2 separate regions of the Homo sapiens genome follow, and region 2 is linked to region 1. Evidence: read pairs that join two places in POLR2A ChIA-PET (ENCODE). Cell type or tissue: PC-9. All regions are shown on one strand. Links, peaks and the distances in the headings refer to the core of each region. The heading gives the core; the rest is flanking DNA.

Region 1 (5,376 bases), core at 230-5,229:
TTGAGATTTTTGCAGCTGCCTGCCTTGAGGGACCACAGTCACCTCTACATATAGACAGGCTTTATCCCCAAGTGAGAGGCTTCCACAGAAATCTGCCCAAGGGTGGGTCTGTGGGCATCATAAGTGGAAGGGGCGCTAAGGAAAGAGAAGCAAGAACAGGCCTATGCACCCGGTTCCCACTGCTGGAAGTGTGACAGCCATCCCTTAAGGAGGTTCCCAAACTGTGGGACCTAGGCTACAGACAGGAATGCGGGGGAGGGTGACCAGTGGCTCCTCTTGCCTTGATAACTAACAATCCACTCCCCAGAAGTCAAACCTACCACCACTAGCTTGCAATAGCACCAGCCATTAATTGCCCCCTTCCCTAACTTCCTCCTGATTTATTTACCCACTCAATCTAGGAGGAAAAAAAAAAAGATGTATAGAATATTCTTGTGTGTCTCTGATTCATCAAAGGGCTAATTGAGGACTTAATTTGAAACCAGGGGCCCTAGGTTCTAGCCCCCTAATTAGGAGGTAACAATATGATTCTAGTACCGCTCTCTTCAAAGCACAAAAACAACAACAACAACAACAACAAAACAATATGATTCCAGGTACGTCTTTCTGGACCTTTGTTTCTCCTTAAGCAAAATGCTGGGGGGGAATTTAATGAAAGCTATCCAAATTCAACTAAAAGCTCTAGGCTGGGCTCAGCGGCTCAGGCTGGGCGAGGTGGCTCAGGGGCTGGGCGAGGTGGCTCAGGGGCTGGGCGTGGTGGCTTAGGCTTGGCCCAGTGGCTCATGTGTAATCCCAGCACTTTGGGAGGCTGAGGCGGGCGGATCACCTGAGGTCAGGAGTTCGGGACCAGCCTGACCAACATGGAGAAACCCTGTCTCTACTAAAAATACAAAATTAGCCGGGCGTGGTGATGTATTCCTGTAATCCCAGCTACTCAGGAGGCTGAGGCAGGAGAATTGCTTGAACCCAGGAGGCAGAAGTTACAGTGAGCTGAGATCACGCCATTGCACTCCAGCCTGGGTAACAAGAGTGAAACTCCATCTCAAAAAAAAAAAAGTCCTCCAGATGTGCATTTATGATTCTGGGAATTAGCATATCTAACAGTAGTTAAGAATGGCAAATTATGGAGCTAAATAGGTCTGGCCTCAATTCCTAGTTACTTAACCTCTCTGAGCCTGTGTTCCCCATCTGTAATCACTGAAGGCTGTGGTAAGGAGTAAGCCAGCTGTCTGTGATGTGCTTAGCACCATGATGCAATAAATGGTAGCAAATATTGTCATTTATATTGTTGGGGGACGCAGAGGACTAGAGAGACAAGTATGGGTGAATATAGGAGGATATTTATTTTAAGGTACGCACTGGCTCAGTGGATTCACATTTAAAAACCTGAGCCCCAAACAAAGACAGAGTTTAGCTTATATAGGCTAGTATACAAGAGCAAAACAAAGGCGGTAATTACATAAATTACAAGTCATGTAATTTATGGCATAACTGTTGACTTGGCATAACTTGTGGCCTTGTATAGCTAGTGACCTTCCAGCTACGTTGAAAGAAAAACAGGAATTTATAAATTTTACTAAATATAAGCATTGGCAAACATAGTCATAACTAATAGTTCAGTACAGGAGAGACAGTAAAGGAATTTGTTTTTTTTCTTTTAACCTTGCTCAGGGGTGTCTGGAGCTCATTTTTGCAGGCTAGGTCACTACAACCTGTCTACAGCCTTGCTTGCAGTAGAGGAAAACTTGTGTTTCTTACTTAACCCTTACTTTTCTTGGAGTGAATAAATGCAGTATTTATTTTTCCTTAAATTTCTGCCTCAGTTTCCCCTTTGATGCTTTTTTTATAAACAAGATTTTAATAGAAAGCATCCCTATTATTTGATTTTTTATGAAAGAGCAGATCTTCTTTTTTAGGCACAGGCTGATATTCACAGAGCCATTAGCTGAGTGGTAGTTTGCCTAGTTACAATGGCTTTTATAGTTGATTGGATGCTTTTAATAAGGAGGGGTAAGAGGCAAGGGAGTATTAAACAAATTCCTAGTATGGCTAGAACTACTCCTATTAAGGTTTTGAATCCACCGAAGACAGAAAACCAGCCTTCAAAGAAGGAATTAGAAGTCCACCCCTTCCAAGTTTGGACTGGAACATGGGCTAATTTTTTTGTTTTTGCAGTTATTTTCATCATAGCTTTCCCGTTGTTATTAATTTTTAGGCAGTAATTAGTTAGATTAAACTTTTTTCATACTTCTCCTTCCTGGGCTAGGAGGTAGTTTAAAGCTAAACTCTTTTGGTAGATGGCATTTTTTATTTTTGTGGCTTGCTGGGCAGTAAATCCAATGCGTTTGCTGTTTCATTAGTGATGATTTTAAGTACTGCCTGCAACCTTGTGATGTGGTTAAGCATGTAAATTGGGGTACGGTATCCCAACGACCCATCTTGTGCCTAGCTGGCCCATAGTACTGAATTATTCTTTCAGGGAGCCAATCTGTGTCTTTTTAATTTTCTATTTTTGTGTCTTTTTTTATGTCTCTATTTCTTTTGTGTTTTGTTTAAAATTTTATTATAGACAGGACACCCTAAAGTTTTTCCTTGTTGCAGTGGGAGTAAGAAGAAAGATGGCCTAATTGTTCCAAGTACACAAGCCCCTGTCCATTTGGCTGGCAACTGTTGGTAGGCCCATGGCCCACAGATCCAGCGGAGACCAGAGGGTGCTTGCCAGGTATTTGGAGCTTTATGCCGATACTAGGTATGGTTTAGAGAAGAGAAATGGGAGAATGGATTTGGATGAGGTGATTTGGAGTTATCTTTGCCCTGCCACAAAGTTTTCCGTAGTGTTTCATTATAATATTGCTGTCCTAAGCAGGTTAGTTCTCCTACTGGGTCTGTAAAAGCCTTTCCCCAGTGAGCAACAGAGTATCTTTCTGTAATAGAAGTTTTTAGGAGCCAGATGCTTGAACTTATGGGTGTCAGTTCAGGGTCAGAGTAAAATAATTTTGTGGCATTAACTTTTTTGCTTCCTAAGGCCATTGGTCTCCCATGTTAGTTCCTCCACAAACATAACATGAGGAAATGCCTAGGCTGCCAGCAATGTTTTCAGCCAGCTGAGCAAACAGGTTTTTGGTTAAAGGAGGAGGCTCTGGTAACTTTTAGTCTACATGCTTATAGAATGATTTAAAGACTCAGAATTGTTGCTGGGCCAGATGGGTCCGGGTTTCCTTTTTGATAACATATAGGTAGGTTGCTGGGTATGTGTGTATGTAGACATGTGTGGGGTAACCTGCAGTCCACATGGGTAGGTTTGGCCTTAGAATGGTGAAATTTATAGGATCACAGGTTTTTGTTTTACAATCTGGTTTTACCATCATTTTGGTAAGCATAATTGGCCTTTGTTGTGTGCTAGGGTGCCACGATATGCAATACTGACAATCTTTTTCTGGGGTCCCAGGGGGACGAGGTGACTTGCATACATATTTGTAGTCATTTTTATAGTCTCTTTTTAAAGGTAGGTTACGACAGACGGGTGAGTCTAGGTATGCTACCTGACAAGCATCAAAATATAGAGAAATAGGCCCTAGGTAAAAGGGAGGGACCTTGGTTTGGTTTAAGAGGGAACAGTCCTTTGACCCTGCATGGATTTCAAACCATTTACCAGGTGAAAACTTGGTGTCATAACATACATAAGGTTGGTTATTTCCTGGGTCACAAATTGAGTAGGAGGTCTGATTATAAATACAAGTTCCTAAGCGAGTCCTTGTACACTCATAATAAGTATGGCACAATAGAGTTTTAGTTATACTGTTCCCTGACCAGGTAGTATGTGTACAGTGGGGACATCCTTCTATAGGTGCTTCTTCTAGCATAGTTAGGGGGGGTAACAACAGCAAAACAATGTACAGCATATTTATATTCAGCAAGGATAGAAGAGGTCTTTACCTGGGGGAGGAGATTGGGCACAGCGACAGAACAACAGGAAAACAGTTAGTATTACAAGGAAAGCTACTAGCTCTAAGATTTCTAACCACATTTACTTGCTTGATGAGTCCTCAAGCTTCAGCCGTGGGTAGAGTAGTCAGCTTCCGGAGTGACCAGAGCAGGGCAGTCATCTTTAGCAGCAGCTTGGTCTCATCTCAGGATCAACCAGGTTGGGTGATCTGGGTCCTGCTGACTGGTCCACTTGTCCTGAGCTGCCGGTTTTAGCCAACTGTGGTGGATCCAAGGTAAAACACCTGCAACTTTAACAGCAGTGGGAGTGGACAAGATTACAGTATAGGGCCCATCCCATATGGGTCCTAGAGAAGTTGGATTCCACTTTTTAACCCAAACAGAGTCTCCAGGTTTAAAGGGGTGTACTGGGCCTGTCAGCCTTATAGGCATTCTTTCTCGTACCCAGCCATGAACCTCTTGCATGGCTATTTCTAACGCCTGCATTTGCTTTCTTAAAGTTAATTTCTCTAGTTCCCGGAGAGTACCTTTTATTTGACTTATGATTGGGGGAGGCCCACCGAACAAAATTTCACAGGGTGAATACCCAGTTTGTTTGGTGGGGGTGCACCTGACTCGGAGGAGGACCATAGGCAAGACCTGATCCCATCTTAGATGAGTTTCTTGGCAATATTTCTTCAGTAGCTGCTTGAGTGTCCGGTTCATGCGTTCTACTTTTCCTAAACTTTGTGGCCAATAGGCTGTGTGTAACTTCCATTTTAGTTTTAACAGTCTTGCTAGCGGTCTATCAATTTTGTTGATCTTTTCAAAAAACCACCTCCTGGATTCATTGATTTTTTGAAGGGTTTTTTATGTCTCTATCTCCTTCAGTTCTGCTCTGATCTTAGTTATTTCTTGCCTTCTGCTAGCTTTTGAATGTGTTTTTTTCTTTTTTTTAATTATACTTTAAGTTGCTTTTGAATGTGTTTGCTCTTGCTTCTCTAGTTCTTTTAATTGTGATGTTAGGGTGTCAATTTTACATCTTTCCTGCTTTCTCTTGTGGGCATTTAGTTCTATAAATTTCCCTCTACACACTGCTTTAAATGCGTCCCAGAGATTCTGGTATGTTGTGTCTTTGTTCTCGTTGGTTTCAAAGAACATCTTTATTTCTGCCTTCATTTCGTTATGTACCCAGTAGTCAGTCATTCAGGAGCAGGTTGTTCAGTTTCCATGTAGTTGAGCGATTTTGAGTGAGTTTCTTAATCCTGAGTTCTAGTTTGATTGCGCTATGGTCTGAGAGACAGTTTGTTATAATTTCTGTTCTTTTACATTTGCTGAGGAGTGCTTTACTTCCAACTATGTGGTCAATATTGGAGTAGGTGTGGTGTGGTGCTGAAAAGAATGTATATTCTGTTGATTTGGGGTGGAGAGTTCTGTAGATGTCTATTAGGT
Region 2 (5,376 bases), core at 176-5,175, 210 kb after region 1:
TCTAATCTTGGAAATAACAGCGGTAGAAAAAATTCCTTTCTTTCAAGTGAAGAAGTTAGTTCAGTAGACTGTTTTGGTATTTCATTGCAGTTTTATTTTCATTTTTTGCGGTTAGATTCTCAGTTCTCTTATAGTTCATGCCTTATCTATTTGGACCTTTACCACCCTCTTACACATTTTCAGCTGCGCCTTCCTGCACTGAAGCACCCCTGCAGGGCTCAGTGACCAAGGAAGAATCAGAGAAAGAGCAAACCGCCGTGGAGACAAAGAAGCAGCTGTGCCCCTATGCTGCAGTGGGAGAGTGCCGATACGGGGAGAACTGTGTGTATCTCCACGGAGATTCTTGTGACATGTGTGGGCTGCAGGTCCTGCATCCAATGGATGCTGCCCAGAGATCGCAGCATATCAAAGTAAGTCTTTAGGGAGATGTGTGTGTTATTAGATGTGAGAATCATTATTTGCCCTTTCACAGCATTGTGGGTTTATTTCAGAGAAACATTTGATGAATTGAATGGTTATCAGTGAGTAGGGAAGTTTTCCTTTCTTGGGCTTCTTGGATGCTTTATCAAGAAGTCATATTTCCAGTGAACAAAATTAACTGGGCATGGAGGCATGTGTCTATAGTCCCAGCTACTTGTTAGGCTGAGGCAAGAGGATCGCTCAAGCCCAGGAGGTTGAGGCAAAAGAAAAAAAGAAGTCCTACTTCCAGAAACTCAGACTATAGACTTCTAACATTTTTTTCCTCTTTTAAAAAATAATGTTTCTGAGATTCACATTGAATATGTTTAATCTTTTGAAAATGCACATTTCATTGGTTTTTAGTATATTTACAGAGATGTGCAACCATTACCATTTTACTAATTTTAGGATAATTTGATCATCCTACACCCATTAGCAGTCACTCTTTATTCCAGCCTTCCTCCAGCTCCTGGCAATAACGAATCTGCTTTGTCTCTGGATTGGCCTATTGTGGACATTTCATGTAAATGGAATCCTGTAATGTGGTCCTTTGTGATTGACTTCACTTCTTTCACTTAACATAGTGTTTTCAAGGTTCTTTGTGTGGTTGCGTGTAGCCGTTCTTAGTTTTGATGGCTGAATTATTGTCTTTGTATGGCTAGACCACATTTGTTTTTCCATTCATGAGTTGATGGACACTTAGATCATTTCCAGTTTTTGGCTATTATGAATAAGGCTGCTAGGAACATTTGTATATAGGTTTTTCTGTGAAGATATGTTTTCCGTTACCTAGGAGTGGAATTGCTGGGTTACATAGGAACTCTGCTTTACGTTTTGATGAACTGCCATACTTTTCCACAGTGGCTGCAGGATTTTACATTTCCAGCAGCAGTGTATGGGAGCCAGGGTAGGTTCAGAAGACATTGTGTTAGAAACTTTAACTTTATTGGAGCAAAGTTTGCTTCTAATCATTTCCATCTCTTTTAAATTTCCATCTTTTTAAATGTGGTTTTAGGGTGTGAGGCATGTTATAAGGTAGACATAATTTGATCCCTATCTTCAGCGTACTTTTGTGAATTTAGGCAGGATAAATCTCTATACGTTATATCTATATATTGAGGTAGTAGAACCTACCTCTGAATATATGTATATATGTTTTTTCTTTTAAAGGTTTAGGAAAAGACATGTTTAGTGATGATGTGAGATTATGGATGACATTGCTCTTCTGCAGTGTTATTTTTTTTATTTTTATTTTTTTTTGAGACAGAGTCTTGCTTTGTCCCCCAGGCTGGAGTGTAGCAGTGCAGTCTCGGCTCACTGCAGCCTCTGCCTCCCGAATAGCTGGGACTACAGGCATGCACCACCACGCCTGCCTCAGTTTTGTATTTTTAGTAGAGATGGGGTTTCGCCATGTTGACCAGGCTGGTCTCGAACTCCAGGCCTCATGTGATCCACCCAACCTTGGCCTTCCAAAGTGCTGGGAGTTTTCTGCATTTTTATGTTTCCTATAATCATGTTTTTTATAAGTTAAAATATGATGTCCACACAAAAATTGGTACATGAATGTTCTTGGCAGCATTATTTATAATAGCCCCAAAGTGGGCTAATCTAACCTAACCTAAGTGTGCATCAGTCTATCAAGCTGAGTAGTTGAAAAATCTCGATGAAGTTGTTTTTCTTTAAAGGCATAAGAGAGTTTACGTGCCTGTCACCCTTATTTTCCGACAGGTTTTAACTAGGGTCTTAACCTCATGTAGAAACCAGAAATAACAAACAGTATGGAAAACCGTCTTTAATGTAGTTGAGCTCCAGGTTTGGGGTAGAGAAAATTGGGTAATTTTTCAGTTCCCGAAGTTGAGTCCTCATAGTTTGATTTTCTAGTATTGTTAAGTACCACCGCAAAAACAAACAAACAAAAAAAAAACACCACACCTGTGTTTACTTGTCAGCAAAGCTAATTTTCGTGTCAGCTTGGGAACATTGTTTTTTCAGTTGACTATTTGATTCTTTGACTGTGAATCATTAACTGTTGCTCAAGTTTTTCAGGGTTCAATGACTGGATTCCACTTGTTCTCTCTCCACCTTCTCTAGTCGTGCATTGAGGCCCATGAGAAGGACATGGAGCTCTCATTTGCCGTGCAGCGCAGCAAGGACATGGTGTGTGGGATCTGCATGGAGGTGGTCTATGAGAAAGCCAACCCCAGTGAGCGCCGCTTCGGGATCCTCTCCAACTGCAACCACACCTACTGTCTCAAGTGCATTCGCAAGTGGAGGAGTGCTAAGCAATTTGAGAGCAAGATCATAAAGTGAGACTCCTCCCCAGTCTTCATTTGTGCTTTCTCTTTTGGGGAAGAATTTAGTAACTTGTGCCAACTTTCAACCAGATGGACCGCATTTAAATGCATGCATTTTATCTTGAAACTGGGATATTCTAATGGGGATTTCTTCTTTGTATTTCAGCTAGCTTCTAGGTTAGTTGGTCTATCTACTTTTATTTGAATGAGGAAACCCTGTGTATCAGTTAGAATCTTCGTGCTTTTTCTGAGGAGATTGTGTTTAATGGATTATTAGCCAGTTTAGGCTCAGTGAACAAACTGATCTAGCTCTGAATGTATGTTTCCTGACGTTTTACATTTCCACTTTCCTATTCCATTCATTAAGCTAGCCAACAATCCACCATCCTTTAAAGATTGTTCTCATAACTGAACAAAAACCACATAATCTAAACAGAGCAAAGCTACAAGAAATAAATTTATTTAAACGAAAGAAAAAGGAGTCTGTGTGAAATGTCTTCTTTTGTTTTTGTTTTTTACCTAAGTTATATTTTTCAAAAAAAAAAAAAAAGAACTGGCTAGCCCTTGAGTTGGATTTATAAAGGAGGTTGCCTTGCTTGAAAGAAATGGTCAGTTGTGTGACAGTATGTGGAACCCTTTCAGGAAATGCCCACGTGCCTTTCAGTTAAGTCTTTAAGTCTGGAGGCGACACACCAGGGTGTGTCCTTGAAGAGTGGGCCTGTAAAAGGGGAATTTGCATTGCAGCCTGTTCATTGTTTCCCAGGTCCTGCCCAGAATGCCGGATCACATCTAACTTTGTCATTCCAAGTGAGTACTGGGTGGAGGAGAAAGAAGAGAAGCAGAAACTCATTCTGAAATACAAGGAGGCAATGAGGTATGAGCACTGCAGCCTTTTCTCAAGCGAAGAGCCCAACAGAGCTTGGGTTCACTTTGAAAAGAATGGTGCTGCATTATACACTCCTACCTCCTTCCTACCCTTCTTTGACTTCCCAGGACAGTTTATTTTGTCACCCTGATAACATCCAGTATATATCTTGCTATAACACAGTCCTTGGGGTCCATGCCAAGGGACTGTGTTATAAAGAGGTCTCTACTGTTGACAAGTAAGGCCCCATGAGTGGGGTTCTACCTTATTCTGAATCCGTGTCATAGCTGTCCTATGTTCTCATGTGTTGGCTTTCTAGAAGATTTTCTCTCTATGGCATCTGCTTGTACTAGAGCTATTAACCAGCATAGACTTGAACAGAGTTACCGGTTTCTAGTTAGTGTTTCTTGCATTGGCACACACATGTTTATAAGAACACATCTTGGGGAGGGCTGTAAGCTGACATACTGGTTCTATCCCTACCTGTTTAAAGAAACCCCGGATGATAGTCAAATACAGACCTGAAATCCACTGTGAATAAGGGTTGCGATATTTTCCTTTCCAGCAACAAGGCGTGCAGGTATTTTGATGAAGGACGTGGGAGCTGCCCATTTGGAGGGAACTGTTTTTACAAGCATGCGTACCCTGATGGCCGTAGAGAGGAGCCACAGAGACAGAAAGTGGGAACATCAAGCAGATACCGGGTAACTCTCACTGTTTTTTTAAAGGAGGGGAAATTCCAAGGTATCAGTTGAGTCCTGCACATATTGGGGTAGGGGAAGGAGAAGGTTAACGCTCAGGTCTGGGAGCGAAAGTGTAGAGTATTAAAGGAGGAAACAAACCTCAGAAAACTGGGAGGGATAGGAAAGGAAGAAAAAATGTGTGTTAAAGCTCTAGCCTAAACGATTTCCATGAAGTAACCAGAGGGGAGGAAGTGGTAAATGGAAACCCTAACTAAGAAGTCTGGTTCGTCATGCCCTCTGGTGTGCTGGACGTTTTGCCTTATAAACAACAGGATAGAAGATACTGCTCGACAGTGCCATCCCTATCATGGCCTTGTTTTTTACAGGCCCAACGAAGGAACCACTTCTGGGAACTCATTGAGGAAAGAGAGAACAGCAACCCCTTTGACAACGATGAAGAAGAGGTTGTCACCTTTGAGCTGGGCGAGATGTTGCTTATGCTTTTGGCTGCAGGTGGGGACGACGAACTAACAGACTCTGAAGATGAGTGGGACTTGTTTCATGATGAGCTGGAAGATTTTTATGACTTGGATCTATAGCAACCTTGCGTGGCGTGTGAACTGGTCTGCTGACCTCAGACAGCAGCTGTCCCCTGTGGTGGTGTGGCAGTGCCTGTGTTCTCTCCTAGGCAGGCCTCTCAACTCCAGGTGCTGTCCTAAGAATTTTTACCCAGGGCCTGTCTTCTCAACCCCTCACCTTTCCCTGAGGAGTGTGTTGTTTTCCCTGTTGAAAAAAGTTACAAAAATAAATCTTAAAGTTAGTTTTTTGTAACACGAATTTAACTGTCAGACAGTTAGTGTAGGTGTGTTGCGTCATCTGTTTTCAACCAGATTGCATTTATGGACTTTTCACACACTCATTTTGAGGACCCCAGGTTCAAAAGTAAAAGCAGTGGCCCTGCTTTGGGGTCCAAGAATAGGAGTGATGGGTGAAGGGACCTAAGCTGGCCAATAGCCCTCTGCCCCAGACATGGGATGTGGATCCTTGAGGTTTCTGGTGAAATCTGCACATCTGT

The links. Peaks named below come from ENCODE experiments on the same cell type or tissue, not always from the same donor. Only the 100,000 strongest peaks of a DNase experiment are listed, where the experiment ranks them.
Region 2: POLR2A ChIA-PET joins it to region 1 with 16 read pairs; 4 of 35 experiments call an interaction of 5 or more read pairs at or near these places.

The regions. Positions count from the first base shown.
Region 1 is chr7:140,665,432-140,670,807 of GRCh38, reverse strand. LOC105375535 (a long non-coding RNA gene) reads right to left here. Exons shown (of 6, transcript XR_928047.3): 6 at 4,180-4,235. Among named protein-coding and RNA genes, the nearest start is that of ADCK2, 4.8 kb to the left of the region's middle. In PC-9, for the core only: no CTCF peak of the experiment used is centred there; a DNase peak (open chromatin) is centred at 3,127.
Region 2 is chr7:140,454,041-140,459,416 of GRCh38, reverse strand. It overlaps MKRN1 (makorin ring finger protein 1), which reads left to right. Exons shown (of 8, transcript NM_013446.4): 4 at 184-410; 5 at 2,551-2,765; 6 at 3,517-3,627; 7 at 4,184-4,322; 8 at 4,688-5,376. The coding sequence ends at 4,900. Among named protein-coding and RNA genes, the nearest start is that of MKRN1, 23 kb to the left of the region's middle. RefSeq lists an enhancer at 2,107-2,960. In PC-9, for the core only: no CTCF peak of the experiment used is centred there; no DNase peak of the experiment used is centred there.